3 separate regions of the Homo sapiens genome follow, and regions 1 and 3 are each linked to region 2. A link is a loop called in an ENCODE intact Hi-C map of the cell type or tissue named here. Cell type or tissue: GM12878. All regions are shown on one strand. Each heading gives the region's core, and the rest is flanking DNA. Links, peaks and the distances in the headings are about the cores only.

Evidence for each region. A loop is a pair of places that touch in the nucleus more often than their neighbours do. Peaks named below come from ENCODE experiments on the same cell type or tissue, not always from the same donor. Only the 100,000 strongest peaks of a DNase experiment are listed, where the experiment ranks them.
Region 1: a loop joins it to region 2, with 2.0 times the contacts of the local background. A loop is called at or near these places in 2 of 110 quality-filtered maps.
Region 3: a loop joins it to region 2, with 2.0 times the contacts of the local background. A loop is called at or near these places in 5 of 110 quality-filtered maps.

Annotation. Positions count from the first base shown.
Region 1 is chr11:26,465,599-26,476,265 of GRCh38, reverse strand. The region is part of intron 4 of ANO3 (anoctamin 3); the gene reads right to left. Among named protein-coding and RNA genes, the nearest start is that of MUC15, 100 kb to the left of the region's middle. In GM12878, for the core only: a CTCF peak has its summit at 5,084; no DNase peak of the experiment used is centred there.
Region 2 is chr11:26,628,846-26,639,512 of GRCh38, reverse strand. It overlaps ANO3 (anoctamin 3), which reads right to left. Exons shown (of 27, transcript NM_031418.4): 19 at 5,198-5,309; 20 at 4,443-4,500; 21 at 272-369. Among named protein-coding and RNA genes, the nearest start is that of MUC15, 62 kb to the right of the region's middle. In GM12878, for the core only: no CTCF peak of the experiment used is centred there; a DNase peak (open chromatin) is centred at 6,662; H3K27ac peaks cover 812 bases.
Region 3 is chr11:26,545,507-26,556,173 of GRCh38, reverse strand. ANO3 (anoctamin 3) reads right to left here. Exons shown (of 27, transcript NM_031418.4): 12 at 8,624-8,758; 13 at 2,829-2,925. Among named protein-coding and RNA genes, the nearest start is that of MUC15, 21 kb to the left of the region's middle. In GM12878, for the core only: no CTCF peak of the experiment used is centred there; no DNase peak of the experiment used is centred there.

The sequences.
Region 1 (10,667 bases), core at 3,101-8,100, 160 kb after region 2:
TCAAATAGATAATTATATGTAGGCTTATTTTCTTATTCCTCCACTAGACTACAAGCTTTGCACACTTAGGGATTTTGCCTATTTTATTCATCAATGCATACCCAGATTAGTATAGAGTCTGGCACATGGTGAATTCTCAAAATAGTGTGCACTGAAGATATTAAGGGGAGAATTAAGACAATGGTTCTCAAATGTGCTATCTGCACCAATAGCATCAGAATCACCTGGAAACTTAAAAATGCAAATTCTCAGGCCTCAACTGAAGCTACTGTTATCAGAAGCTCTGGGGGGAGGAGTCCAGTTATCTATTTTTTTAACCAGCCCTCTAGGTAATCCTGACATTCAGTAGCTGTGCAACCACTGTTGTATCTGTTTAGGAAGGGAACACACACATTTTGTTTAAAGATGATGTAGCCAGAATTTCTTAGAATGTGAGATTTGAACCTTAAATATCACTGAATTTAGTCTCTCATTTTACTGAAAGAAAAGTCCAAGGATAATTTTATTTTATATTTTAATTTAATAATTAGTGATAATTCTGCTTATCAATTTACTTTTATGATAGACATACATATTTCTTATGAATATTAAGTATAATTATGCAGCACATACTTTTGAAAAGTTTTCAAATATGAAGCTCCTTTTATACTGATAGCTGAGTATGTATTAATTTAGCTAAAATTAGGTGTAAGTATGGAAAATTGCAGTTTGTATTTCTCTCAAGATGGTTCAAGCAATGAATTGGTCTAGGTAATTTAACAGACTCTATTTCTCTGTGATTAATTTTGCCCATATTGATTTTGTGTTATTAAGGGGGAAGCAATAGTTTCCTATGAAGTGTCTTATGAAATCTGGCTCAATGAGCAATGTACCATCATAGAGTTACAAAAAAAGCTAGATTAATTTTTTTCAAATTGGACTTCAGATTGGATCCAAAACACCTGAGCTATCTGACCTTAGTTAACCGGATAAAGTGTGATGCTGAATACCATATGGTAAGACATGTATCCACGGGAAGAATAAAAATCATGAAGCAAATGTAAATACTCTACAAAACTTAAAAAATAAAAAAAACTAAGAAGGAAAGAAAATATTAATTGAATTTTCATTATGTAATGGTATTATACTAAGTGCTGTTTCTTAGACCATCTTATATTATTCTCTTTCCACCAATTTTTACTTTTTATTTAAATCATAGGTTCTCTAGTTTATCTAATGAAGACACAAAGCCAATTCTTAAAAGAATAGTCTGTGATGAAGCATACACTATGATTTTCTATTGGTTTTTCAATACAATAAACATTTTTAAATTTTATATGTGAACTTTAAATATTCCCTTAGTGGAAGTAATTTACAGAGAATACATTTGAGTAGAACTTTTCTCATCACTGATTTTTATATTTCTAATATTATATAAGAAATCATTTAAGTACTTATTTTTCATAAAGAACACTTATTTCCATATCAGTGATTATCTATGCTACATGATCTTATCTTTAACATAGATGTAGAAATGGAAATTTTCCCGATGGAAGCATCTGACATTTTTAAACCAAAACAAGAACTGAATCAAAATTAAGTTTCTTATTACCTTTAAAACTGTGAGAAAATAAAGACAGCAGGTTGAAAACATTTTGTTCCCTAGCTTACATCATAGTGAACTTCGTACCTGATGTGATTTATTTATTTTAACATTTAACACTATGAGATATGCTCCTTTAAGTTCAGATGTTTTTCTGACTTTCTATTTTGATGAAAACCAGTTAAAAATATTGTATAAAATTATTAAGAAAAATTGAAAATATTTTAAAGGTAAATATATTTTATGTTTTTGAATAAAAAACCATTTTAGAGTAGATGCTGTAATTATTTCAATGAAATCAATAAATACATTCAAAAAGACAAAACTTCAGAGGTGATATTTGGTTTACATGCAAGATAAACACAGATATTTTAAAAATAACACATTTAGATCATACTTTACTTTAAAATATATATCTAGTATTTTGAAATAACAGATACACTCAATTCCAATTCTGAAATCAATATTAATTTCTCTCAATTGGCTTCTCTACATATGTTTAAGAAAATAGAAAAATAGTATAGAATTCCTAGATTGATGCACTTTTAAACATACCACAGTCAGAATTCTGAGTTCAGCTGCATTTGGAATCCTTCATTGCTGACAACAGTCTCAAATGACAATCTTCTTTAAAGCACTCTTCAGTGTGACAACTGAAAGTTCTCCCTTTCACCGCCTGCTTTTTCCATTAACTAGAATGTTACATACTGAGTGCTACACAAAGCATTTGACTGGAGGGTTTTTAGCCTACTCTCTAAATGCCAGAGTTTGAATAATCATTTTTTTTTAAAGATAACTCATCTCTTTATAAGAACATCTGTATTTTTTATTAATTTCATTTTAGGAGTTGGTTATAGGGTGGAATAGGGGGCTGCTTTCATGTGTCATTGGTTAATGTCTATGCATGAGTCACCTAAGTGACATTTAATCATATAACGTCAGTGACATTTTTATGATTTTACTGTCAATTATTAATAATCTATTGTATGTGCCATTTGAGCTGGGCAGATTAACATGGGAGGTGGGAGGTGTGTTTCAGTTTGATAATAGTGGTCTGGAAAATACTAACTTTTTAAACGGTGAACTAGGTAACACTTTTTTGATAGCGGAGTGGAGTTCACCAGGAATTCCTGTAATTTTTTTTTCTGGTTTTAAAGGAAATTGCCTCATTTTCTTGTTCACTGGAGAAAGGTATAATGGAAAGCTTTGTGGTTTCTGAAAAATCCTGCCTGTGTTCAACTTGACATTGCATTGTATTGTCTCTGAGCTGCACATAATGATATGATTGTAATCTGAGAGCACAGGAATTAACTGTCACCTAAAGGTAAACAAGCAAATAAAATTGAATGCTTTTGTCCTCATTTACTTAACATCCACATAAGAGATGCAACAGAGGATTACATTTATTTCTGTTTTAAAAATGCCTCTGTAGGGCAGCTTGTAATTGGAACTGACAAGACACTGAACCTAAGAAGTAACCACTTAATGTATATGGTCTTGAGTTAATAAGCATGCTTTAAAATTGATTTTCTAGCAGGTTCAAGAAATAGAAAAAATAACTTCACACAATGTTTGAAACAGTTAAAGAACAAATGGTATATTACTCTAATATGTAGGTTTAAATTGTCTGTGGCATGAAGGGATTAATGAAAGCAAATGGGTTTCCGTGACTGAAACCCTCATCTGGAATCCTGGTTTGCATCATGCAAGAAGTCAACCACCACAAACAAAACAAGAATTAGTTTTTTAAAACAGAAGTGTCAGAAACTATTCAGTAAACACAACAGTGCTTTATTCTGTAGGTATTTTCTTCTCTACAGTGATAATTCCTCAAAATATTCATATTTTGATTGACTGGTGAGGTTAAGAAGGCTGTGTGCGGAAATACATGGAGAAAGATGACATGGGGAGATGAAGGGCTATAAGCCGCAAGCTAGGGACAAGTGTTTTAAAATTTATCAGGATCTAACTAAGCACAGGAGCCTCAATTTTATTATATTTTCTTAAGTATAAAACATTGAAAAAACCCACAATATTCATGCTGCCTAATAAACATAATTTTCCAGTAATGTGAACATGACCCCTAACTACCCAATTCACTTGTCTCATGGTTTCTATAGTCCCTTGCACACACCTCCATTACGTGCAGTGTAGCACAGTGCTTGACAGCATGGTCCCTGTATATAATTCCTGCCTCCTCCTTACCAGCTGTGTGATAACAGGAAAGTTACGTAGCCATCTAAGCCTTCATTTCCTCACCTATGAAATGGGGGTAAAAATAGACCTTACATTTTAGAGTTGTGATGATAGAAAAGTAGAAGTCATTAAAATCCCTGTTAAGATCCCTGGTAAATGTTAGCTGTTGTAATCATTTAACATTATTATTATTAATATTGAAACTTCCAATCCAGTGTTCACAGCCTGGAGGGCTTGGAGGTGACAGATTAAGGAGGTAGATTTGACTTTCAGTATGCTCAAATAACACGGTTTCTGATCTGTCTTCTCTGGCTGCTTTCATGTCTGAACAACTAGAGAACTATTTGATTTGAGCCTGTGATTGATTGAATGTTTAAATATCAAGTAGAACCATTATCTGCACCATTTAACTGGAATGCCCATACATTAATTTATTGAATTTACTTTCACATCCCATCAAACTATGTATACTTTTTTTGCAGAGAAGTTATTGCAGCTCTCATTTTAGAGCTAACATCCTTCAGGGAGGCTTAGGAGATATATCTTCCAAAATAAATTCTTAAGTACTCATGGGAAAAACAAATTGGTGATTCGAGAAACCTCTATGTGTTTAATTACTGAGACATTAGTGTCAGGGGAGAGAAAACACCTTTGACTTATTTTTTGTTTCTTTGTATCATATATGAAATACGACTTCCTAAATAGGCACATTTTTTTCCCCTTATAGTCTTTCTGGGAACTAAAGGCATCTACCCCAACAAATCCATCTCTCACCTAATTTCATTCTCTCAGGTAAATCGTCTCATGTCATGACTTCCTAGCCCTCTGCTATAGACATATTGCAGCTCTACACACAACTGTTGGCAGCTGTAGGAGCTTTTGTGCAGTTTTATTTGTTTTGTGATGGTGGTGGTGTTGCTGCTTATTTCATATTTTGATTGGTAAGGGGAGTTCCCATACTGTAATAGATTCAGTTGAAAATATTTAGTCTACTTATTATTATTTGATCCTAAGGAATAGAAACTTTCTATTATTTGACTACTTTTGTTGAGGTTTAGTGATATTATATTTGTAACAAATTATCTATTTTTACTTAGGGGTTTGTTGATACAAGAATAAATTACAAACAGGTCAATCTAGTTACAGGAGGTTGTAAATTAGCCACACAATTTAGAGCTGCCTTACTTCAGAGTAATGTTTCAGGGTTTTGGAAAGAGATAAATCTGAGAGTATATCTCAGAGATTGAACTGGACACAGAAAAGCCGAGTCTACAGTTAAAGAGACACACCACAGTGCAGCTCTGGTTCCACCTAGCTTACAGACTTGGGCAATAAACGTTTCTGTTAATTCCTTATTTTCTTGTTTGTCAAAATGAGAGTATTACTACCTAATGTCATTGAATTATTGTGAAACTTAAATTAGATAATGTATATAAAGTGCTTACCACAGCTTCTGGTGCAAAAGTGATCAGTGCATATTAGGACAAAGAAACTGAAATGCTTCTTACCATGGTTATTGGGCTAAAAAAGGTGAAGTCCTGAATGGCTATTGTCATGCCAGTGTAACAAAATGGAAAAACTGTTTGGAAAACAAGACTATCTTATTTTAAATCCTGGCTCAGTCATTTATTAGCTGTATGAGATTGTAAAAAGGTAATGATATTATAATATTTATGGCTTAAATCTATGAATACTTAAGTTTTATGTCCTTTGAATTTTACCACCCGGTGTTAAAAACTATAAACATCTCTTGTATATCATTCTAAATATTTTCCCCATGAAAACCAGCTAGATATTTTTATAGAATTGGCATTATACTGCACATTTTTTTACAGCCACTTTATTATATAATTATACACTGTGATCATGTCCTATTATCCTTAAATAGTTTAGAGATTTTCAACATAGTACTGCCTTGTCTGAGGGCATTACGAATTACTATTTTAAATGTTATCATTTACTCTTGACTCTGGAAGTGGTCCTCCCCCACCACAAATTACAATGTGAGAAACATTCTTAAACAGAATTATTTGGGCTAACTTCTTGCTTTTTTTTTTTTCTGTTTTTTTTTTGAGAGGGTCTCCCTCTCTCTCTCTCTCTCAGGTTGGAATGCAGTTGTATAACCATGGCTCACTGTAGCCTCCACCTCTCAGGCTCAAGTGATCCTCCTGCCTCAGTCTCCCGAGTAGTTGGGACTACAGGTATGTGCCACCATACCCGGATCATTTTTGTATTTTTTCTGTAGAAACAGGGTTTCACTGTGTATCTCAGCCTGTTCTCAAACTCCTGGGCTCACACTCCAGATTACTTATCTGCCCTCCTCAGCCTCCCAAAGTGCTGGGATTATAGGCATGAGCTACCACACCCAGAAATTTGGCTAACTTCTAATTGCATTCTCTGCATAAATTCCTAGAACTAATCAAAGGGCAAAATTACCTTTAGGTACTGAACCTTCCTTGTGAAATTGTTTTCCAGAAAATTTGGCTCAATGTACATATTGGCCAGCAAGGAATAAAAATGATAGCTTATAGTTTAAAAGTACAACAAAACCTAATACTGATATAAACAATTTCTAATTTCAAAAAACATTGCTTACATTTGTATTTCTGTAATTAATAGTACAGCTGATCGTTATATATGTTAAAATTACATTGCTTTTCAATTTATTTCATTCTTACATTATAAATTACATTATAATATCTGTGTGAATTAAGAATATTAGCCATTCTTCTGGCATATATATATTTTCCAGTATGTGAGCTGATCACCACATCTTAAGCTTGTCTCTTTTTGATTTTATCAGAATTTTGACACTGATATATTTAGTATCTAAATAGTAAGTCTATCCATGCTTAATTTTATCACTGATTTTAAAAGTCCACTTAAAAAGGCCATTTTTCTATTCTGTCATTAGAAAAATTGTTTATTTTTGTTTTGCTTTGTTTTCAATATATTCAGTTTGAGTATACCTCTTTAGCTCTTCAGTAATTCATTTGTTATGTGAGATGTCGTCTAAGAATATTTTAACTCTTTCCAAATAATTGACTAGTTGTTGTGAGAACATTTGAATGTTTTTAAATGATTAATATTTATTTCCTGATGTGAAATGCTACCTTTATCATAACATATACACCACTCCCTCACATGCGCCTGCACACACACATACATGCACACACCCAGGTTTAAGCAGTCTACAGAAAATTTGAAGCAACTCTGAAAACTCTTGTACTAAATCTTTTGGAAAATTTACACTAGCAATCAGCTAATGTAGAACAAGTCTTCACCATTTACTTAGAGAGGTTTCCGAGGGTCAAACTAAGTACTTAAATGGCACAAGGAAGGGAGATTCCTTTTAGGGTTGCAGGGAGGATAATGCCTTTTCAGTATTTCAGAGAATACAAAGACTCTGAAAACAGGACGAGATTACTTTGGACTGATTGAAAAGGAGACTTCTTAATGTTAGGTAAGAAGAGACATTTAAAAACATGGACAAAAAGATTAATAAGCCAAGGTGATTTTCTGTGTAACCCATGTTTTATATGAAAATTAAATATTTAGGATACCACTTAATAATATAAATAAAAGGTTACTTCAGGTACTAAAGTTAAATGAATATTAATATTTTCTTTAGAAACTGACTATCCCAAAAAGAAGTAAAATTTATTCTCTTAGTATTTCATGTATAATCTTGTCCATTAAAGCAGCCATATAGAGCCAAGTTAGTCATTCATCTTGTAGTTTGTCATCACCATCTCACAATATCTGGACAAAAATAGGAAGTAGCACATTCAGAATACTAAGTCCTATACACAATTTGAGGCAAAGAGCCATTTAGGCAAATGAAATAGTTCCTGACATCCACATAAAAGGTATGCTGTAGAAGACTACAAAAGCTATCTCTTTCTCACCTTCTCCATCATATGACCAGTGTCTCCAGTCCTAGAGAAAATTATTTCTAATACTCATTGAGATAAAGATGAGTACCATCTGCCAATGCCAGTTGACACAAAGTGAATGGCCTTGTGATCTAATTTTAATGAACTGCTAAAATATTCATGTCCAGATTTTCCTTGTCTATAACCTTCTTCCTGTTTGATTTGATACCCAATATCCTTTCAAAGGTGAAGTCACTGTAACTGAAAAATAGATTAATATTCTCAGACTCATTAATGGCAATATCTGTAGTTAATTTGGGCATCGTAAGTGACAGTGGTGGACCCGTGAAATATCCCAGCTGAGACCGAAAGAGCTACGCAGCTGAGCTTCACTAATGCCCACTACGGATGCCATGGATTCTTTACCGTAGGCTTATTCCTGCTAACCTAGATTAACTATAGATAATCCCTGTAAATTGACCACATCTAGAGGCCTCAGCTGGTATGTGGGATGTGGCTCCTTGGTGGAGAGAGGGATTCTAGTTTTGAGGATCACACAGTTTGGTGGTAGGACCTCATTATCTTCAAATGTTGTTCTCAGTGTTCTCCATATTCATGAAACAAGAAAAGACGATATTTACCCAAACCATCTTAAAAAGAATCCCCCTCATTTGCTCTAGAACTTTGCTTGCAGTCAGGCCAGGTCCTTCAGTCTATGGATTTTTGGGAATGTTCCTTTCCTTTCATTACAAAATGCTTCCTTAAATTGCTTAGCCACATAGGGATGAAAAAGCCTTTTGTCAAGAGGTAAGACAGAAAGTAAATTGGTCTTAAAGAAAAGTTTTATAAAAGAAATATCTGCACTCCCATATTTATTGCAACAGTATTCACAACAGCCAAGACTTGGAAGCAACCCAAGTGTCCATCAACAGGCGAATGGATAAAAAAAAAAAAAGTGGAACATATACACAATGGAGTACTATTCAGCCATAAAAGAATGAGACCCTGTCATTTGCAACACTATGGATGGAACTGGAGGTCATTATGCTAAAGGAAATCAGTCAGGCACAGAAAGACAGACTTTTCATCTTCTCACTTATTTGTGAGAGCTAAAAATTAAAACAATTAACTCAGAGATAGAAAGTAGAATGATGATTACCAGGGTTTGGGAAATGTAGGGCAAGGGGAGAGGGGATGATTAAATGGGCACAAAAAATATTTTGAAAGAAGGAATAAGATCTATTATCTGATAGCACAATAGGGTGACTATAGTCAATACTGATTTACTTGTACATTTTAAAGAGTATAATTGGATTGCTTGTAACACAAAGGATAAATGCGTGAGGTGATGGATACCTCATTTATCCCAATGTAATTATTATATTTTGTATGCCTGTATCAATATATCCCATATACCTCATAAATATATACATTTACTCTGTACCCAGAAAAATTAAACTGTTTAAAACATTGCATGTTTGTGACTGCTGTTAACTATAAACACATTTTGATTAATAGTAATCTTGGAATTTTACCTTGATTTAATGTTTTCACAAGGAAGGCACTTTTGTAAATAGAGTTTTTAAAAAAAACAATTTTAGAAAGTTTTAGATAGGTTGCTTAAATACCATGTGATTTCAGTTATGCTATTTAAAATATACTTGGGCTCCATAGAATTAAATGCATGCTGTGAATATGCTGTGTCAAACTCTGCGACAATTTTGCAAATCTTCCTAGACACTGAGGAAGAATTAACTTCATATTAACAATCATTGGTATTAGCCAATGTGTTATTCTTTAACATTTGTGGTTGTCTCCATTATCTCTTGCAGAGAGACAAACCATCCCCAAACAACTCTTTGGCTCATGATTCTGTGCACAGGCTGGACTCAGCGGGGTAGCTCTTCTGGTCTCAGTTGCGATTTTTCATAGGTCTGATTTTCCTGGCCTTTGCTGTTGGATTCTCTCATCTCTCTCTGCCTCATTTGGGGCAACTGTGCTTATGAGCCTCTGGTCCCTGTGGTCTCTTCTCCTCCTCAAGACTAGCTCTGACTTATTCACATGGTAAAGGGAGAATCCCAAGAGAAAGAATGGGAGTTGAAGACCTTTTGAGTTCAAGGCTCAGTGCTGGCATAATGTTACTCCTGCAACAGTCTACTGACAAACATGAGGACCAAGGCCTGTTCAATAGACTCTATCTCTTGATGGGAAAAGCTGCAAAATCTCATTGAAAATAGAGTGGATACAGGAAAGAAAAGATTGTGGCCAATTTTATATCTACCACAATGCCTCTGAAATATTTAAATATAACTCCTATTGTAAAGCTTGAGGCTAACTAAATACAGATTTAAACCATGTTTAGTGCTGCCTCTAATTTCTAGAATCTCATGGATTTCCCAATTGATATGCATGTCTGAATTCCTAAACTGCATCCCAGTTAGTACTTGGATAGCAAAAGCTATTTACTGTTTGCCATATTGGTCCTAAAGTACCATACCAAGCTTTGTGCATTATAATTTCACAATAAATAAAGTATCTTATTTATCAATGTCCCTTCATCATAGTAGATATCAAAATTATAGATCCTTTTGATCTGTAAAATTTTGAATAATTTCAGTATAAATAACATGCTAAAAACTTATGATTTGAAGCAAGATATTCTAAAGATACAATGCATTGTTCTGAAGATTAATTCTACAGCAAACTATAGTTACTCATAAATACATTAGCTTACAAAATTATTACAAACAGTGCATATGTACCTGACAAAAATTAAAATTCACTACCCCAACTCAACTCAGAAAATGTTTGCACAATGATTGATAAACCAAATGTTTAAACACATATACAGTCTATTTACACAACTCCTAGTAAATTAGTCAGATGTTTTTCTGTATTTCTTTGTTTTTACGTTTCATAACTCAACAGTGCTTCCTCATAAATTCAATATAAGACATCAGGTTGCAGGACTTGGGGTTATTTCCTATTATTTTAGTGTTTGGCTGATGGCAAGC
Region 2 (10,667 bases), core at 3,688-8,687:
TTAATGCATTAAACAAGTTACTCTACATTCATTATTCTGTTTAACCCTTACAGCTGTTCTTGAGGTAGATATATTGTTGATACATTCTTAGTGAAAACAGGCTCTGAAAGGTTTAATTTACACATGGGCAGACATTTAGTAAGGAGCAGAACAGGAATTGAGCCATCATTTGTCTGATTACCAAGACCAAATTCTTAAGCACTACTCACGCCACCTCTAGCTTTCCTCTTTGTAACTAGACATAAGGCAAGTTTGAAAATAATGTGCTCACGGGTATCCTAGTTCCATGAAGTTGTTCCATATTTGCTTCAAAAACATGATGACACCCATCTGGAGGCAGAGGTCTATCAAACAGCCACTAGGATGACACTGAAATAGAACATAAGAGCAATAATGATATTGGTCTTCTTCCCAGTAGGCTCAGACATGCCCACCATTAAATTGTACAGCAAATTTTAAAGCTGGGTCACACCATCTCATGCATAAAGAAAATAAAAACAAGAAAGAAACAGCATGTATGAGGGCACTTGATGAGGGAATTCTTCAGTAATTATAACGAAATATCAATCAAAATTATAATAGCAATAACAAAAAATCTAACTTTTAGTGAGTACTTACTATCTGCCAAGCTCTGTGTTAGGCATGATCACATTTAATGAATGCTATGGAATATTATATATCCATTAACAATCAGGTAATAGAAAATAGTTAATTCTATGGCATAATGTTTATAATATATTGTTTTTAATAACCTTTTTATTTCAGAATAAGTTTAGATGTACAGACAACTTGCAAAGATAGTACAGAGTTCCCATACACTCCTTACACAGTTCTAGCTGTCGCTCCATACATTACCATGGTATATTTGACAAAGCTAAGAAAATGATATTAGTAGATTACAATTAGCTAAACGCAAAGCTCTCTTTGGATTTCACCAGTTTTCCTCTCTTTGCTCCAGGATCCAACCCCACATACCCTATGGTATTTATTCTTCCTATCTCCCCAGTCTCCTCTGGTCTGAACAGCTTCTCAGTTTTTCATAACTTTAAATGTTTGAAGATTGCCGGATGTGTACCCTGTGGAATGTCCCACAATCTAAGTTTGTCTAATGGTTTTTCTTATGTTTAGACCAGGGTTATGTGTTTTGGAGAGACCAATCACAAAGGTGAAGTGCTATTTTCCTCACATCGTATCAGGGATATATGAGAAGCACATGACATCACTGGTGATGTTAATTGGTTAGTGTTTTCCAATTTTTTTTTCCACTGGAAAGCTGCTCATTTTTCCCTTTTTCTGTTCTATTTTTTAGAAGGGAGCCACTAAGTCTAGCCCATTCTCAAGATGGTGGGGAGGTGTTGAATTCTACCTCCTGGAAAGGAAGTATCTACCTATATTATAATGCATTTTTAAGTGATAAATGCAACACCACAAAAATAATTCATCAGTATGATCCTATTCTTTCGTCTGTGCTTTTCTGCTTTTTTAGATTTTCAATAAGTTAGTATTAGAGACCCATACAAACAAAAACGTGATTTCAACAAAAATCACAACCGATGTGTTTTACTTGAAAACTTTGCAGTATTCAAGATATTTGGGTGGGAAGGCGTGGGTCTGTTTCTTTAGAAATGGGTACATGTCCTGCTCATAAGGAAGACAGTCTTCTCTATGGCTTTGATCCACAGTTTCTATTTCTATCAAATTGGTACTAGTGGAACTTCAAAGAGAACAAATAAGACACAAAGAGCCTGCTTTTCCTGTTCCAGCCCAGTAATTTAAGACTCCCTAATCTGAGCCTGAGAGAGGATTTGCAAATGGTCATGCTTACTGCATGAAGAGGTCTAAATTCTCGCATCCAAGCAAACCTCTTTTTCTAGGATGAATTTAGCATTTCCTGAACTCTCCCAAATATATCTGATAAATGGGTTCACTGGAATGACTGAGGCAGAGTAATTATTAAGCTACGGGGGCAAATCACAGATCACAGCTGCAAGCTGAAGCTCTTCATTTTTGTAGAGACTCAGAGGCAAGCTGACTTGCCCAAGGCCATACAGTGTTGACTGGTGCTGTGGAAATGAAAGGCTTGTCCCCATTTCCCCAATCCATTGCTCTTTTATATTATACTAAGGATGAATTCCATTTACCAATGTGTTTGCTGCCTTGAAGTGTGGGTTTAACACAAACATTATTTTGTGGGATGGGAAAAAGAAGATGATCATAGGATCATGTGATTGGTTCGCTACCCACAAAGGATAGGCCAAAGTGGGGTGGCTGGAAGACAGGCCATTTATAATTTTGTTGAAATTAAGCCTTGATGACTTTATGATTTATAAGGAAGAGAAGGGGGTCCAATAGTTTTTGTGGGTTTGTCCATTCACATAATGGTGGTCTTGCACTAAAGCCAGTCTATCAAAACTCTAAATTTCATTTGGTAGAAAAAGCCCATACTTGGAATGTGTAAAAGGGCATGAGTGAGTGTGCAGAAGACACAGGCATTCATTCCAATTGCACCACCCAAATCATATCACCCTGGACAAGCCAAACTAGATGCTGTAGTGTATTTTTCTCTTACTCCTTGTGAGAACCTGGCAGGGTAGTTGTTGGTATCTTCACTCTGCAGATGATAAAGCTAAGTGACAGAAAGAACTGTCAGACTCCAATACCCAGGTTCCTTCACTTACTTTAGTATGCTTACTCTAAATCCAGCATAGAAGTGTGAGCCAGCAATCAGACAGCAATTTCTCAGCAAAATAAATTTTCATTATGTCTTTGATTATACCTACACGCCATCCTACTCGTGGCTGGAAAGCACAGTGTTCAGAGCACAGACTCTGAAGCTACACTGAAAAGATTTAAATCATAACTTCATCAGTGTTTATGTTTGTACAATTGTAGGGAAATTACATTTGCAATTGCAGGCACTGCACATCTGTGACTTTGTTTCCTGATCTGTAAAATGGATATAATAATAGAACTGTGAGGATTAAATGCATTAATATACAGAGAGCACTTAGAAACAATTGCTGGAGTACACTAGCATGTAGTAAGCCCTCAATAAATCTTAGCTATTATTAAAAACTTTTTCATATTGATTTCATAAAAAATATTAATGTGAGATATTATATAGTTGTAGTAAAAGATTCACAAGTCTAGCTTAGCCAGTTCACAAATATCCTAAAACAAACCATAGCACTTTTTAAATTTTGTAATTATGGCTATCATTAATTGTAACTATTATTTTACATACACAATCTAATTTAATATACCAATCACCAGTATTACTGGGATAGCTATTCTTTATTTTTTCTGTTGTTTAGGGACAGAGTCTTGGTCTCTCACCCAAGCTGGAGTGCAGTGGTACGATCATGGCTCACTGCATCCTCGAACTCCTGGGCTCAAGGGATCTTCCCACCTCAGCTTCCTGAGTAGCTGGGACTAGAAGCATGTGCCACCACACCCGGCTAATTTTTATTTTTTTTAAATAAAGACAGGGTCTCACCATTTTGCCCAGACCGGTCTCAAACTCTTGGCCTCAAGCAATCATCCTGCCTTGGCCTCCTAAAGTGTTGGGACTACAGGTGTGAGCCACAGGGCCAGGCAAGATAGCTATTCTTATCACCAATTTACAAAAGAGGAAACTGAGATTTATAGATATTAAATCATGCATCTGGGTGGGAAGAATTAGAATATAGACTGCCAGTCTCCAAAGATAAAATATTTGTTATGTTTTATTGCTATGCCCTGTTCTTCAAGGCTATGAACAGAAATATAAAATGTTCAAGAAAAATATGAAAAATATTATCCATCTCATTCATAATTATAGAAACTAAAATCACTGGCTATTAGATTGGTAAAAGTGAAAATTCTACCATTGGCTAAATACTGAAGAAGCAGGCTCACACAGTCTAGGTAGGGGTGGCATTTGGAGGCCCATTTCTCAGTCTCAGTGAAAATATACAATATGCTTATCCTGTAACCCAACAATACTACTCCTGGGCAGTTTTTCCATATAACATACATATTGTAAATCAATAAAGAAATATGAGTCTTAGGCAGGTACTTTTATATAATTACATGTTGGTGTTTCCAGTATGATGTCTTTTGGACTAAAAGGAAACCTAACATATTTAAAAGTTTGAAAATTTACCTAATGAATAATAATAATTTAAAAAAAAAGGAAAATTACTGGAGCTAAATTCCTGGGGTCTGTAAATAAAAGAAATTGATGTGATTAAAAAAATAGAGCTGAGGTGAGAATCTTGGGGTTTAACTTTTCAGTTCACCCCCTTTTTTGAAAAGATGTAGTTGCTTCCTTTCTGAACAATGTGTCGTCTTCAATATCCATAAAGTTCCCTGAACTTCTCCTTTCTTCAGCTCCCTTCCTCCCGCAGTAACTGGCCCATATCCATGCCCATTCCTGCACCCACACTCCCAAAGTTACTTACTTCCTCCAGTCTCCACCGGTCAAAAAGTTTATTGTATTTTCCTGGGTGGCCTACGAATCTGTAAGAAGACATTTTAGTTCATTAGCATTTAAGTGGGGTTCACTGAAGAACATCTACTTAGGCATCACAACGAGTGCATGTGTGGGTAGACATAAACGCTCACTGGTGCAATCTGTCCCCAGTTGACTTCTGCTATCTTAAACATCAAAGTATCTGACTTACAAAGGAAAAAGTGATGCGTGAACTAATGGGTCAAGAAAGTACAGACAAACCAACTGGATGACATTTCCGACCCTCACATAGAGAGTCTTAACGTTTTGTTGACCTAGTTAATGACTATTACAATAATGTGCTGCATTGTTTGATCCAAAATGTTTCTATCTTTAGTATGTTTCCATGGCATTGGATGGAGTGTTAAGCATATGGCAAAGCAGAATCATTAGTTTAATATGCTGCTTTTTTCATATTTTGCACTAAAGGTGGAAAAATGTTAAGATGATAGGTAGAAGAGGTTTCCACATTAAGGAATTATAACCCAAGGTCACACAAAAATTCTTTGCTTCTTTAACAAAATTGTTACTGATGATGAAACAGACATAATTCAGCTCAAATGCAGCAAATAGGTTTTATTTTTTTGTGCCAACTTTAGCTGCTGGTGGCTGTCAGAAATCATTTGAGTAAGAACAGTAATCGTCAATTAAACTATTGACTGTGTTTTTCACTCTGCGAAGATAATGTACAAAAAGTTGACTTACCTTCCCAAAAAGAAAGCGATATAGAAGATGGAACTGTTTAAATTGACAAACTGGAAGAGGAACATCTTCAGGGCGAAGCTGTTTTCCCACTCTGATTCTGTTCGAGGATATTCTAAAAGGAACACAGGTTGCATTGACACAGGTGAGGTGAGGTGAATATCAAGACTCTGGACATGGAGGCAGAAACCCCAAGTTCAAGTTTGTCTTTTTAATTTAATTTTTTTTTTTTTTTTTTGGAAATGGAGTCTCACTCTCTGTTGCCCAGGCTGGAATACAGTGGCACAATCTTGGCTCACTGCAACCTGTGCCTCCCAGGTTCAAGCAATTCTTCTGGCTCAGCCTCCCAAGTAGCTGGGATTATAAGCGCCCGCCACCATGCCTGGCTAATTTTTTGTATTTTTAGTAGAAGTGGGGGTTTCACCATGTTCGCCACGGTGGTCTCGAACTCCTGACCTCAGGTGATCTGCTGGCCTCGGCCTCCCAAAATGCTAGGATTACAGGCGTGAGCCACCATGCCTTGCCAAGTTTTTTAGTTCTATGAGGCACTTAGTTTTGCTGATTTCTAGCATCTGTGTCTGTAAAATGTGAATGATAATATCTACTGTTCACACTTGATGAAAGGACTTCGTAAGATAATCTTTAGACTTTCCCCACATCTACAAAATCATGTTATTAATACATAAAGATTTTCAGGATTCTCTCTGCTATCATCATTTAGTAGTAACCATACATAATGGATCAATCATTCACTCAAACTGGCTACACTCAATATAAGGGCCTAAACTGTCCACAGAGTTCTCTGAAGAATGAATATTTTGTGTACAGACGGAAGTGGAATGGCAAAGAGAAAAAATGGTAAAGAGGTAAAGAGAAAAGAGAAATCAGTTAGGAGAGCTGAGCTCTTATCTCAGCCTTGCACCTGACTGGCAGGTAATCTCAGGCAGGTCTCTTCACTATTTTTTTGCAGTCAGTTTGGTCATCTATAGAATAAGGGATTTAGACAAGATGATTTCTAAAAACCCTGTCGACTCTAACATCTTATGGTTTTATAATGCTTAAAAGAAAAAAATAAGGACTGCCTGTACTGCAGCCTTAGTACTCAAATGAGTGATAGAAAATAGATACGTCTCATCTAACATATATTTTAACGTAATTGAAGAATTCAATAAAGATGGAAAATAGATAGGATCTCATTTAAGGAAAACATACACCAACACATGCACTAGCCCAATCACATGGAAGGAGGAAGGCATAGGTCCTGGGGAACTCCAAGTCCAAAGGCGGTAGTTGCCAAAAGTAGGAAGGGTCTGTGGGCCACCCAGAAGGTGACTGGCAAGTGTGCCTCAGTAAGAACAGTCAGTAAGAACTTGTCCCCACGGGTTTTGACATGTCATGCTTTCACTGTTGTTTCTCTCTAGTTTACAAATTTAGTTCATTAACACAAAACTTATTTAGAAAAGAGGATGTAGATTTTTAGGTACTTTTTATTGTGTAGATTAGTTTTGGTTCTTCATTTCTAATTTTATTTCAGCATTGTCCACAAATGTGTCCTGCCTGATTTCTGCTTTGAGGCAAAAAGTTGTGATGTCATTTGTGGCTAAATTGTGTGGATAAGTTTTGTCAATGTATCAAGTGCCTGAAAATAATATTTGTGTTCCTGTTGGGCATATGGTTTGTGTGTGTGTGTGTGTGTTTGTACATATATAGAGACAGACATATATTATATATATATAAAACGTATATTTTTTATATATTTATATATTATATATATTTTATATATATATAAATTTTTTTTTTCTTGAGATGGAGTCTCACTCTGTTGCCCAGGCTGGACTACAATGGCACAATCTCGGCTCACTGCAACCTCTGCCTCCCAGGTTCAAGTGATTCTTCTGCCTCAGCCTCCTGAGTAGCTGGGATTACAGGCAGGTGTCACCACGCCCGGCTAAGTTTTGTATTTTTTGGCAGAGACAGGGTTTCAACATGTTGGCCAGACTGGTCTCGAACTCCTGACTGCTAGGATTACAAGAGTGACTCACCGCATCCAGTCTGGTTTGTACATATTTTTAAAGAAGGATGTCAGATATGACAGTCAAACACTGTGTATCTTTTTTTTTTTTTCTTGAGATGGAGTCTCACTTTGTCGCCCAGGCTGGATTGTAGCATGGCAATCTTGGCTCACTGCAACCTCCACCTCCCGGGTTCGAGAGATTCTTCTGCTTCAGCCTCCCAAGTAGCTGGGATTACAGGCGCCCGACACCATGCTTGGCTAACTTTTTTTGGTGGGGAGGTATTTTTAGTAGAGACGGGGTTTCACCATATTGGCCAGGCTGGTTTTGAACTCCTGACCTCAAGTGATCTGGCTGCCTCGGCCTCCCAAAGTGCTGAGATCACAGGCGTGAACCACCATGCCCGGTCTAAATACTGTATATATTTACTTATGTTTTGGCTATGGATTTTTCAGTTCTTTTCTATCATTTTTTTGCTATCTATACTTTAAAGCTTCTTAAAGATGCATAGAGATCATGATTATTATACTGACATGTTAGTTCATTTACTAGTATGCAGTATTCCTCTTTGCCTCTAGTTTCCCTAATATTAACCTGATGACATTTGATTTTACTGTTACTATTTTCTTGATATATGTGCTTTTACTCCTCAAGTGTCAGTCATTTTTCAGCTTTTTAAATTCAGTTGTGTTTCTTTTCATTATCATCTAGCTGGATTTTATTTTTTGAAGTTTAATCTGTGTTCCAGTTTCCAAATGGCAATTATTCTTACAGATAATTGAAAGATAGATGGATAGATAGGTAGGTCTGGAGATAAATACAAACACACTTTTAAAAATTTGTTTAATGATTTGTTTCATCTTTTCTTCTCTATTTGTTATATTGATCATGATTCTCACTATTTTATTTATTTTTAATGTATAAATATTGCCTTATATAGAAGAAAATATTTTAGTTTTTCCTTCAAAGAAGCTACAAAAACAATAAAATAAACAAAATAAAATGAAAGAACAAAAATAAACAATAAAATGTTTTCAAATCTTCAATAAAATAGAATGATTCTTGAACATGTAATATTGACTAACATTTATGAAGTCTAGTTATGAGAAAAGAGAGAAGACTCCACCACCCCAAATAAAAGATGTACAAACACTGTACTGAAGAGATTAACATTACTAAACATCCTATCAATAATTTTCAGTTGACAAGTTAAAACATTTATATATAATAAACAATTACCTACATAAATAGGACTTTTCAAAAAATGGCTCAAAAATAGGTAGGTACTCTTCAAAAAACTAATTACCAGTGCATTAACTAAAAAAAAAAAGAAAATGTAAATATCTACCTCAGAATGACATAATGCCTGAATAGTCATATGGGTTGATTCTATGAAACTCTTATTAAATAACAAATTTGCCTTTTGTATGTTTCAGAAAATATAAAATAATTAAAGTAATTCAACTTGCTTGGTGAGATTAACGTAATATTGACTTAATACAGCATAGTGTAACAAGGCCAATGCAAGGACACTATAACCCACTTTCATTTATAAATTTACCACAGAATTCCTTACTCAACAATGTAATAAAAGAAAAGAAAACTATATCTCGACTAAGCCTAGTGGCATAAGGCTAAATGCCTTCAAAGTCCAAAAACTTAACAATGAGGGGCAGAGAGTTTTGGTTTAATTACAAGCTAGAGAGTATGTAATTATCTAAATGCCTTATAAACTGTTTTTTATAAAACTGTGTGATAATAAAAGCTACATGTACACAAGAAAAGTGTTTGGATAGTTTGGATATCCTAAAACAGGATTTAGTAATAGACTTCATCCTCCCAAAGTAAGACTTTCTCTGAAAGTTCATGTTTTCCTGATTAATGTCAAGTGACAATAATAAAGGAATCTATGTGGCCAACTAAAGTGACTCTTCTATGCGAAGCCAAACTGAAGATGTAAAGTACTCCAAATTGTCCTGTGAGAAATGCCAGTGAAGACAAATAATACTTTAAAACATTGTCAAGAAAATTAAAGTTTTAAACTCTGGTTTTTACAATTAATTATATAAGGAGAACCACATACCTCTAAATCTTATATTCAACACATTTATTTGTGGGCCATTCTTGATATATTTATTATCATTAATTTTTCATCCACTCTTCTGACAAGTGTTTATTGGGCTGCTATTTCATACTGGAACAGACTTGATACTATCTACACTATGATGATGGGGACTGAACTTATCTTCTTGTTACTTGTGAGATTTGCATAATTTCTGACACTAAAACCCTTCAAGGACAGCGCAAGTAAAAATCTACAAACTATTTTTACTTAAAATCCCATTGGAAATTCCTAAATAAAATATAGCAGATTTAGGCCTGGTGCAGTGGCTCATGCCTGTAGTACTAGCACTTTGAGAGGCCAAGGCGGGCAGATCACCTGAGGTCGGCAGTTCGAGACCAGCCTGACTAACATGGAGAAACCCTGTCTCTACTAAAAATACAAAATTAGCCAGGCGTGGAGGTGCACGCCTGTAATCCCAGCTACTCGGGAGGCTGAGGCAAGAGGACTGCTTGAACCTGAGAGGCGGAGGTTGCGGTGAGTCGAGATTGCACCATTGCCTTCCAGCCTGGGCAACAAGAGCAAAACTCTGTCTCAAAAGAAAAAAAAATAGCAGGTTTAATTCAACAGTTTATTAAAGGAATAATGCATCTTGATAGTCTAATGGTCTGTCTCCCTATCACGTTGTCTAAAATATTAGGTCCTCCATACATATTTCTTTTATGGATGAACGCATGCCAAACTTTGTACCTAAGGATTGAAAGAATCAGAAGTAAGTACATTCAATTCTTGGCCGTAAGAATTTTTTAGTCTTGTAAAGAAAGTAGATAGATAGATAGATAGATAGGAATAATGTAATAGATGCAGTAATGAAAGGAATCACAAACAGCTAAAGGAACATTGTAGAGTGAAGGACTGAGAAGTCAACAAAGGTTTCACAGAGGCGAGCTCTGATATAAGAAAAGATTACTATGATTTTACTGGGAGAAATCATTCTAAATGGTAGTAAGGTTATATACCAAGTTGGAGACATGCTGAGTGCTATTCAGTTGCTTTACCCATTCTGATGAAGATTACAATGTTCCCAGCAGAATGGCATTTTGCTAGAAGTGGAGGATTGTTACATTGGTAGCAGTTAAACTGGTGTCCACAGTGAACTACTCCTCCAAGTATACATACCCTAGTGTAGTTGCCTCCAACCTTGACTCTGACTTGCCTTCACCAAGAGGAGATTGGATATGCAAGTAAAATGCAAGCAGAAGCTGGATAAGCACTTGTGTATAGGGGCTTGTCTTCCTGGAAGCCAGTTGACATGTAAGATGTCCTATCATACTGCTATAAGCAAGCTAGCCAGGTAGAGGCACATAGAGGAGAAGAAGGCTGAAGACACCAGCTATCC
Region 3 (10,667 bases), core at 572-5,571, 80 kb after region 2:
TAAATTACTTAATTGCAAAAATATCCTAATTCCAATACTTTTAAGTACTAAAATAAAAGTAGTCATGAAAGGAAACATTAATGTACTTAAATATTAATTTTTATCATATGATAGGACCAGTTATTTTCCATGCAAACATATCACTGAAATTATAAAGGGAATAATTATATGTACACACATGGCCTTTTCAATATAATATGGAAAATTTAATTTATTTTTCTTTGTCACAAGCAGTAATGGATTCTGTAAGGAACTGAATTGAGAAGTCCCTAGATCATGTGTCCAGATGATTTTGTTTCTAGATGATCCTAGATTGGTTGGCTTGTACCTTTGGCAAAAATCTGCTCCCTTATATCTGATTCTACCCATCAATAAATTATTAGCTATTTAAATTCAAAAATATATAGTAAAATAGACTGTTGATTTCCATCCAATAAGGGAAGAGGAACTCTTATTTTTAAAGTATAAAACAAGTAGCTACATTTTATCTTAGTCAGAGGAACAAATAAAAGACATTTCATCCTAGTGGGTTGTATTTCTTGTATTCTTCCATAAGGCAATATTCTCCTTTGCAAGCTAACTTTTCCACCTTCCTTATACATGTTATTAAGTGAATTCTTTGTGAGTCATCCCTGTCCTTAAATGTACCTTTCTCTGTTCAGAAAAGAAGAGATGTATTTACTGCATGATGACAAAAGCAACCTAGATGTAGTGTTTCCTTGGACGGCTTCCTTACTTTATCACTCTGCCATATGTGGATATTTCTTGTCTTCAGTGTTAAAATAATGCCAATGTGTGTTATTAGATATGTCCAAGTGAAAGAAGAAGTATCTGGATTTTTTTGGCATTCCTAGGCTGTTTTATGTCTAAAATCATAGGCTAGGAGAGAGACATATGTGTATACATCTAATAACTCTTAACACACTTGGTTCTTGCCAAAAGTGATGAGAAAATGCTGCCTCCAAACAAGATAACCATGTTTCTAAGTCTCTATCATCTTTATGGAACATTTAAAAGAATGAAAAACTAAACATTTGTTCTGAAATTAAAGTATAAACGAAACAGACTTTTCACATGTTCTTCATTCAAGATAAATCAGAAACTAACTTTACTAAGTTATGTTCTTGTAGTAAGGACATTGAGTGGCTTTGGATTTTGCACCCAGCCTTGTCAAAATTAATTGTATGGAGACCTCCACTCTGGAAAAGATGGAGTAAGAGGGATTGATTTTATCCCTATGCTGGAAACACCCCCAAAATGCACAAAATGTATAAAACAACAGATTACAAGATGGTAGACATCAGGCAAAAAAGGGCAATGATCCCTGAGAGACGGAAAACAAACAACGCTCACATTATTACTCCTCAGATTACTGCCTTGAAGAGTTCCCAGGGTGTAGAGAAGAATAACCTAGGCAGTACTCAGTGAGTATGTATGCAAGGAAACCATCTGTCAAGGAAAGCACCACTTGAGAGACTGGAGTCAGACCAGCCACTGGGAGCCCTCATTATGCACAGTGACTTGGGTAGCGTACACAGAAAGAGCATTAGAATTGTTAAAATTCATAAAGATTGACCACACCGAGGCTCGGTGACTACACAGAAAACTGGAATTCTCATATACCATGGGTGGGTATGTAAAAGATATAAACACATGGGAAAAGTTTTGCTTAACAGGGTTTTCATAGGCTAACCATATACCTATCACATGATCCAACCAGTCTACTCCTAGGTAATTACCCAAGAGAAATGACAGCATTTGTCCATATAAGGACTTGTAGATGAATGTTAATAGAAGACTTTTTTAAAATAGGCAACAATTTGAAACAATCCAAAATTTTGATAATAGGTAAAGAAATAAACAAACAGGGTATAGATATTATGGAATAATGTTCAGCAATAAAAATGATCTATTGATAAATGCTACATTATGAATGAATCTCAATACATATGCTGTGTGAAAGAAGCCAGAAAAAAATACATAAATACACAGGATTCAATTTACACAAGAATCTAGAAAATACAAATTTATCTATAATGACACAAAGCAGGTGGCTGCTAGAGCACAGGGGAAGGTCAGGGAGGCAGGGATTGAAAGGGCGTGAGGAAAATTTTGGAGAGGATATGTTCATTATCTTGATTATGCTAACGGTTTCACAGGTGCACGCATATAACAAAATATATCAATTCATACACTTTAAGTAGGTACATTTCATTACATGTTAATTACACTTCTATAAAACTGTTTTACAAACGAAAATAATAATGTAGAATTCAGTGTTTCTTAAACTTGAAGGAACATTGAAATCACCCAGGAAAATTTGAAATACACCGATATTCATGTTCCAATCCCAAAGATTCTGATTTAATTGTTCTGGGGTTGATCTGAGCTTCAGGAGTTTTAAAAGCCGTTCAGTTAATTCTAACAGGCAGCAATTTGGGGATTTTTTGAATGTTATTTCATTTTCTCCGTACCGATAGAAGTATTTTAACTTCATAAGTTTTCATGTAACGTACACATTTAGTAAGTAGCAATAGAAGTAATTGTTTGCTAAAAAGAATCTAGATATAATTACATGTGGAAGTTTATGTTTATCTATGGTGGCAAAAATCAGTTATAAAAACAAAGGAAGACAAAAATGTTCAAATAAAAGTATACTCGCTTTCTAATTGCAATAGACTGACATTTTATTCAGTTGTCAATGGCACTTATTAAGGTTGAAACTCTTGAGAACACTTAACTTTGGTAAAAAGCTATTGACTAGAGGACTTCTTACAGCCTGCTTCTCAGTACAGCTCAGGGAGGAGAATGTGAGGGTCCACACTCACCTTGGCATAGATACAGCTGTCGTTGAGTCTCTGCAGGGAGCAGTTCTTGTCACAGAGAGGGCACATAAAGACTTCAGTGGCTTTACAAATTTCTTGGCTTGAGAAAAAACAAAAACAAAAACAAAACAAAACATAGCATGAAACTGTGACTAAGAATTCACTTAGCCCCTACAGCAAATCCTGTTGGAACCAGCAAGGCAGAGAGGAAAAGGAGAAGAAATGGGAATAGTGGGGAGTGGTGGGCACTGTGGTGTGACTCCAATTCAAACACTTTAGAATATTTGTGATGCAAAAGTTTGGGATTCCTTCTTTAATTTTAGAAAATGCTGTCAAGATAATTGTGTGATAAATGGTGAAACTTTGTCTACAATGACACTTTTATACATGATTTCATGGCACTCAGGATAATCTTGTGCGGTATACCAATGGAGTTTTAGCCAAACTCGCAGGCTTGGAAGTGGCTGAGATGGAATCAAACCTATTTGGTTTTCTCAAGTCTGGTGATCACACAATTTATAACACCCACTGCAGTACATATTGTTGGTGCAGAATGTTCATTGGAGATTAAAATAATTGCTTTTTTATGTTTGCTTGTTGGGTTTTTTTTGCAGCACCTTGACATACACTGTCACAATGACATGCCATAGTTTATATTTATGTAAATATGTTCTCTAATAGAATGTAACTTTATGACACATCTCTTCAGTTTTATGTCCACTGCCTTTAAGAAAATTTCTCAGCATACATTTTAGATGACTTTGTGACAGCACTAACACATCAATAACAATTTCCGAAGAGCCTCAGACTCACAGTTCTCAGCAACTTATTTGCAGGACGCTTTGTGCCCTTTCCTCTCATACATGGCCCTTTCCCATTTAGTATCCCCTGAATTAACTCTTCTCTAGAAATGTTGAAAGGAATTTAAAGGCTTTAGAAAATGTGTCTGGATTCAGCTCTTAATACAAGTTTAATTGGCAATGTTTACAGCAAGATTTGTTGTTTTTACACATTTGTACTTGAACCAAAAAAAAGAATGCGTGTGAATTTCCATGTGTATTTCAAGTATGGGATGTATATAATCTCAAGCCAAAGTGGGGATCAATAGTAAGTAATGATACCACATAGTAACATGATGCTTTACAGCGGGCAAAGATGATTTTATGTCTGTCAAATTGTTTAGTCTTCACTCCAATCTTGGGTAATGGCAATTATCTCCAGTAAAAAGAGAAAAACAATGTTCAATTTAAGGAACTTGCTCAACATTATAGAGCTAGCTAGAGGTACTTCAGGGACCCCAAGCTTAGGTTTTCTGATTGTAGATCCAGTTCTCCATCAACTATATCTAAAAGAGAGATACAGTTTGTTTCATATTTTAAGGGAACTTTTCTATCAAGTAATAATTTATTAGTGATCACGATGATGAAATGGGTCTTACATATACTATAGCTCTTCTACTTTCACACTCATCATCTTACTAGTAATCAGGATGTCTACATAAAGTAGGAGAAAGCAGGTAAACTACACATTTTAAAAACCAAAAAGAAAGAGAAGATTATATCTCCTCTTATGTCAATACTAGTAATTTGTAGGAATAAGAACTATTAACACACTTCTTGAAAAAAATTGAAATGAGCTTTTTAACATAATTCATTGTTTCACAAATGATACAATTTGTCCTGCTTTAGAATCTTATACTAAAAAGGTATTGAAGTTTGTTTATATGACATAATCTTTCTCAATTTCCAAATGGAGTCAATCAAAAGCTCAGATTTATTGAAGCACCAAGTCTAGAATTCCAGAATCTTTTTACTGCTAGAATCATTACATTCATTTTCTGAAAGTTACTCAACATTCAACTTGATACATGGTACACAAAAATCATCACAAAACTTTTGACATTTTTTAGTCTAAAATATTTAAGAGTATCACAAGTTTCTTTGACTTTACTTAACCACTAGAGGGAGAGAGAGTTCCCATCATGAGTGTTTCTTAATTTCTTTTGCAGTGCTTGACAATCCAAACAACCACTCAAATTGTGGTTTTCTTTTGTTTTGTATTTATTGCTAAATATACACATCAAGTGTGATTCCAAAGAAATAATCATTACTACCAATTAAAGATAAAAGTAGCGATAAATTTTCTATATGGAGGTGGATGTTTGGACCCACTCACTTGAGGGTTCTCATGCTTCCTTATAATCCAGCTAACATGATAAAGAATGGAAGATAAAATATTTGCTTTGTGGTACACATTTTTGGGGAAAAGTGTGAAACTAGGTTTAAGGAAAACCAGTAGGGCATTATGGATAAATCATTGCTTTTAAAATCAGACATAATCATCAGAGAAATGCAAATCAAAACTACAATAAAAAATCACCTCACACCTGTTAGGATTGCTACTACTCTTTTAAAGAGTAAGTATTGGTGAGAATGCGGGGAAATTGTAATCCTGTACACTGCTGGTAGAAATCTAAAATGGTCCACTGCTATGAAAAACAGTAGGGAGGTTTCTCAAAAAATCAAAAATAGAATTACCATATGATTCAGCAATCCCACTTCTGGATACATATCCAAAAGAAATGAAATCATGATCTGGAAGTGCTGTCTGCACTCCCACATTTATTTCAGAATTATTAAAAATATCCAATATTTGGAAACAATCCAAATGTTTATTGACTGATGAATGAAGAAAGAAAATGTGGTATATATGTGTAATGCAATATTATTTGGTCTTAGAAAAGAAGGAAATCCTGCCATATGTGATAACATGGATAAACCTAGAGGAAATTATGCTAAGTGAATTAAGCCAGTCACAGAATAACCAATACTGAATAATTCAACTTATATGAGGTATATAAAATAGTCAAACTTATAAAAAACAGAGTTAAATGGTGGTTGCCATTGGCTAGGGGAAGGAGGGAATGGAGGGTAAAACGGATAAAAAGTTTCAGTTATGTAATATGAATAAATTCCAGAGAACTGCTGTATGACATTGTGCCTGTGGTCTATAATACTGTCTTGTGCACTTAAAAATTTATTAAGGGGGTAGATGTCACTCTGTGTTCTCATCACTAATAAATATTTATTAATAATCAATTGATAATTAAATATAAATTAATAAAACATTAATTAATTGTGTTAATTTATTTCTGTAATAATTATATATTAATCATAATCATATAATTGTTAATACTGTTGATAATTTTAAAAATCAGAAATAGGCTTGAAACTTAGCTGACCACTTACTAGATATATTGCCTGACAAAGTCATTTTTTTTTTAAAGGATCAATTTCTTCATCTTGTATGGGGATATCTAACTGGGATATTAGATTAAAAATTTTTACAATGTACTTTACACATTACAGGGACTTGATAAATGGAAGAAGCTTATTGCTAAGGACAGTGTCAAGAGAGGGCTTGGAAATCCTCTAAGAAACGACTTTTAAAAATCTGGTCAATATTGAGAACCACATTAATTTCTTGGTGAGTTCTGATGCTGAAGAGGCAATAATAGGCCAGAGAGTTGGGGCTTCAGCTCTGCTTCCTGGTTTCTGAAACCCAGGGCCTTAAAACCAGGCCACACGTGTCTGCCTGTTCATTTTCAAATTCCTGTATCTTTTCCCAGGCACAGATATGGCCATATTTGATTATGTAAGACCAGTGTATACATGTAAATATATACATGTATGTATATACAATCATCTAAAACCTGATTGTTATATACTTCTATAATTAAGTGCAGGGCAATTGAGAAACATGATCTTAATTTAGTTGGACATAACTTGTAGAAACATGATCAATAGAGCCACATCTGCATCTTTGGAACATTTTTCTACCCTGCAACAAGCAAAAAAGAGTTTAATAAAATTATGCTAACGTAAGTCCACACAAAATAAAAGCTTGCTCTCCTTCCCCCACCCACCATGATAACACCTACAACTCAACCACGTCTGACACCTTGAATGGAAAATTTCAGTCCCCAAATTTTCAGTCAAGATATTCAGTGCTGCTTATCTTGGTTTAGAATAGAAAGTCTGACAGGATCTTAATTATAGTGTGACAGAAGTGGGAGTAATATAATGCCATACAACACTGAAGAAAAGAGTTTACTAATGCCTTTTAGAACACTCCTTGTACCAAAGGTTAGAGAATAATTATCTCATACAAAAAGAGCCTAATTTACTCTATTGGTATATAAATCAATAGAAACAGCAAATCTATTCCCTTCATTCCTCTTTGTTCATTTTCAGCTTTGTAGTGGTGGAGTGGGGAAGTCTGTATCATATGCTAACATTTTGTTAATATGTTCTCCACGGGACCAACTTGAAGAGTAGCTGTTGAAGAATCATTTCCCATATTTTAAAATTTATCTTAAAAGTGTTTTTTTTTTTTTTCCAATTCATTGTAACTCTAAACCACAACCTTTCTTCTGAGCCCCGGATGTTACTGATACAACAGAATACGGGGAAATGCCGAAAAGGAGGATGGATGTTTCCGGTGGGCCGAAGTTTGTTCAGGAAGATGCTACCTTGCAGGATGGTAGTGAGTTTGCAAAACTCTGAAATAAACCCAAGACTAGATGAAATGGGTTTTTGCAGTAGGTGTTTCTTTGTTTTCATGCTATCTATCTTTTGGCATTCATGAAGAACAAGGGGACTTTGAGATATCAAATCAAGCAACTTGGTTATTGAATAGGATTTAATTCTAGGACAATAAAGCTGTTTTGTTTTTAAGCATAATTGTTATACTTATACATACATATACATATTATATTTGTTAAAGAAAATTCAGGGAAATTAATTGTTATGATCTCATGAAGCATATAACCTTAGCATTAACTGTCATGTTCAGTATTCAGTAGCAAGGCCATGGTTAAAAAATGGACCAAAAGAGAAGAAAGCATTGAGCTTTGAAAGAAAGGGGAGAGATATTTTTCATATTTTTAATTTTACCATACAAAGTCAAAGTTGATAATATACTCGTGATATATTAAATAGAACATGCTGTTAAGATTATTTAATGCTAGGGTGACTCTTGTCCTTGCTGAATAACAATGTGCTGTTCCTATTTCCAAATCTCAAGTCACTTCAACTTTAACAGAAGCATCACCATTTTGATATATGTTTGACTTTTGTCAAATCCGATTTCACTACCATTCCATATCTTAAGTGGATGCTAAGTAAAATTTATAAATATTTGTTCCTCCAGAGAGTAATAATAGGGTAGAAAGTATGTTACGTTTTGTCACGTACTCAGGAGAGTAGAGGAGGTTGCTTAGAGCAGGACTTATGTGGTATAATTGTTTTATTTAGACATCTTTAAGTATATTAGGTTCCCTCATGTGCAAAAAGAGCTATGCATCTCCCAGGGTGGTAGTGAAGGTTATAGCAAATGAAACAAGGTATTTGGAAGGACTTTGTAAATTATAAATTATAGCTTTTATAATGATTTGAATGAATATATCAAGAGGGCATTCTAGACTAACAAATGCTATGCAAATGTAAATCACACAAAGCTATCAAATTTTTGAATTATATGGTATATACTGGAAAGAGGAATTTTACATAAACATTCTTAGAAATTACTCAAGATAGTTTGCAAATAAAAGTATTAAAATGACCTTTTATAATTGTGTTCTCTTCCTACCAAAAACAAAAGCCAAAAAACAGAAATAGCAAATAAATTAAATTGTAGTATCATCAACCATTTGATTTTTTATAGTCAGCATTATCATTAAACTTTTGCCCATTCAGAAGACAAGCCAAATATTTTTAATAGGTCTCTTAATAGCCTACCTTACTTGACTATTATTCATTGTAAATAATCCATAGAAGAAAACGCACAAACCAACAATTGCTGCAGGAATCAACATTCCAGTATACCATCCCAGCCAAGCAAAGTATAGTCCAATCTTCTCACCAAAGTATAGCCTGCATGAGAAAGCAAATCCTTAGACTGAGTTAAGGCAACATAAGCAATATTACAAATATTGATGCCACACCTAGTCAGAATTTCAGATGGTAACTTGAAGCTACACTCAGTTCCTCCTCAGCTCCATCTAAAGTATCTAATACTCCTGCTTGTTAATTAATCCAATGATGGTAATGTTGTTTATTTTTAAACATTTTCAATATGGGGCAATTCTGTCACATGTATTTAGGTATATGCCATACTTCTTAACATGCTCATAAACCTGGCTTTTCTCCATCTTCCTACTAGCATCCCTTTTCATTTTTTCACATCACAGAGCTGCTCTAAACCATATAGCTTTCATGAAAATTAAGAAAAGGTCTCCCCTCTGGGTGGGTGCTGAGAGCAGGTTAGTTAGATTTCCCTCTCCATCTGCACCCTTCACCAGACACCCTTATGCTAGACACAATGTGCACCATTATGTCACATCTTCCTCAACAAAGCTCAACTCTGCAGTTTCCAAAGCACATGGCACTTACCCTGGTTAACGCTGTCCCTAAACTTACAAAAATGTATGGTAATTACCAGTCATTCTTCCATTCCTTTTCCTCCCTATACGATTGTAAGCTGCTAAAAGGTAGAGCTGTGTGTTGCTTCACTAGTACCCATCGCAGGAAGTATCGAAGGATGCTAAGAGAGTTAATGCGTTTAATTCCCCTCTAGTTGATGAATATCATTTAAATTGAAATGGCAGAGAAATAAGGCAGCTCGAATAACTACTCAGTTGCGCTTTCTTCACCTAACCTACTGCCGGTATTAAAGGCCTGGTTAAAAATGATAATTTCCTGACTTCTTTACCACTGTTTGGTCTCCATCTTCTAAAGACGGTTACTTAACACACACAGTTTTGTTCCTGCAATAAAGATGGGCACTTTAAAGTTCGTTTGGGCATATTGCACTGAGCAGTGATTCTTGATAAGAAGAAGATTCTCTTGTCATATTTCCTTAACAAGCCTTCTCTTCTCTGAAAACTATTCTCTTTCTGCTTCATTCTCTGTGTTGTGCCAATTAAATCTTTTGCATATTCTACTGGGTGCAGACCTGGAATAATCATCTGTCAAGCATCACTTCTCCAATTTTTTCATTTTATTTATCTCTCTCTCCTAGGAAACCCAGATCAATAGAACATTCATTTCTCATACAATAATAGTATTCTACTGTGAGATGGAAACTTATTATATTAATAGGTATTGAAAAAAAAACATTTGTTTGTTTGAACAAGTGTTCCTCTGTGGGGTGGAGCAAAGTTTTTAGCACATGTTACTAACACAGTAGAGGACCTTTATGATTTTGGTGACAGAGGGTTGCACAGACAAATCAGCTGATATAGACAGTATTATCTATATCAGTATGATATAGATAATGATATTTTAAATTACACATTGTTGAAGGTTAAGAGAAGCAACAATATTATTTGGCGAAGTATAGTCACCTAAGTAAAAGTAGATTTCAGATCTGTGTCAGGAGAAGAAGGAGCTGGTGCCATGTAAAAGAGGCTAATGAAAAATGTCCTTGCCTTAGAGCACTGGTACTCACAATCTTCTATGATTCCTGTGTTCCAAATAGAGCAAGGAGGAAGAGGGAGGAAGAGGGGGCTGCTACTGGGTAACTCCCCATCACACATCAACCACAGCTCTGTTTTTATCTGTTTTTTTTTTTTTTAATATTTGTGCCTTGTGTCATATTTCATTCAATGATATAATTCTGCTGCTGAAATAATTTCTATCATACAATGAAACCATGTGGAAATCTATGCTTTTAGAATTGTTTCCTTCAGTGACATTGTTTTCAAATACAAATGTCTCCAATACCTATTGTGTAATTTTTTAAATTGCCATACAAGAATTTTGCTAAGCAAGTTTTATAGCT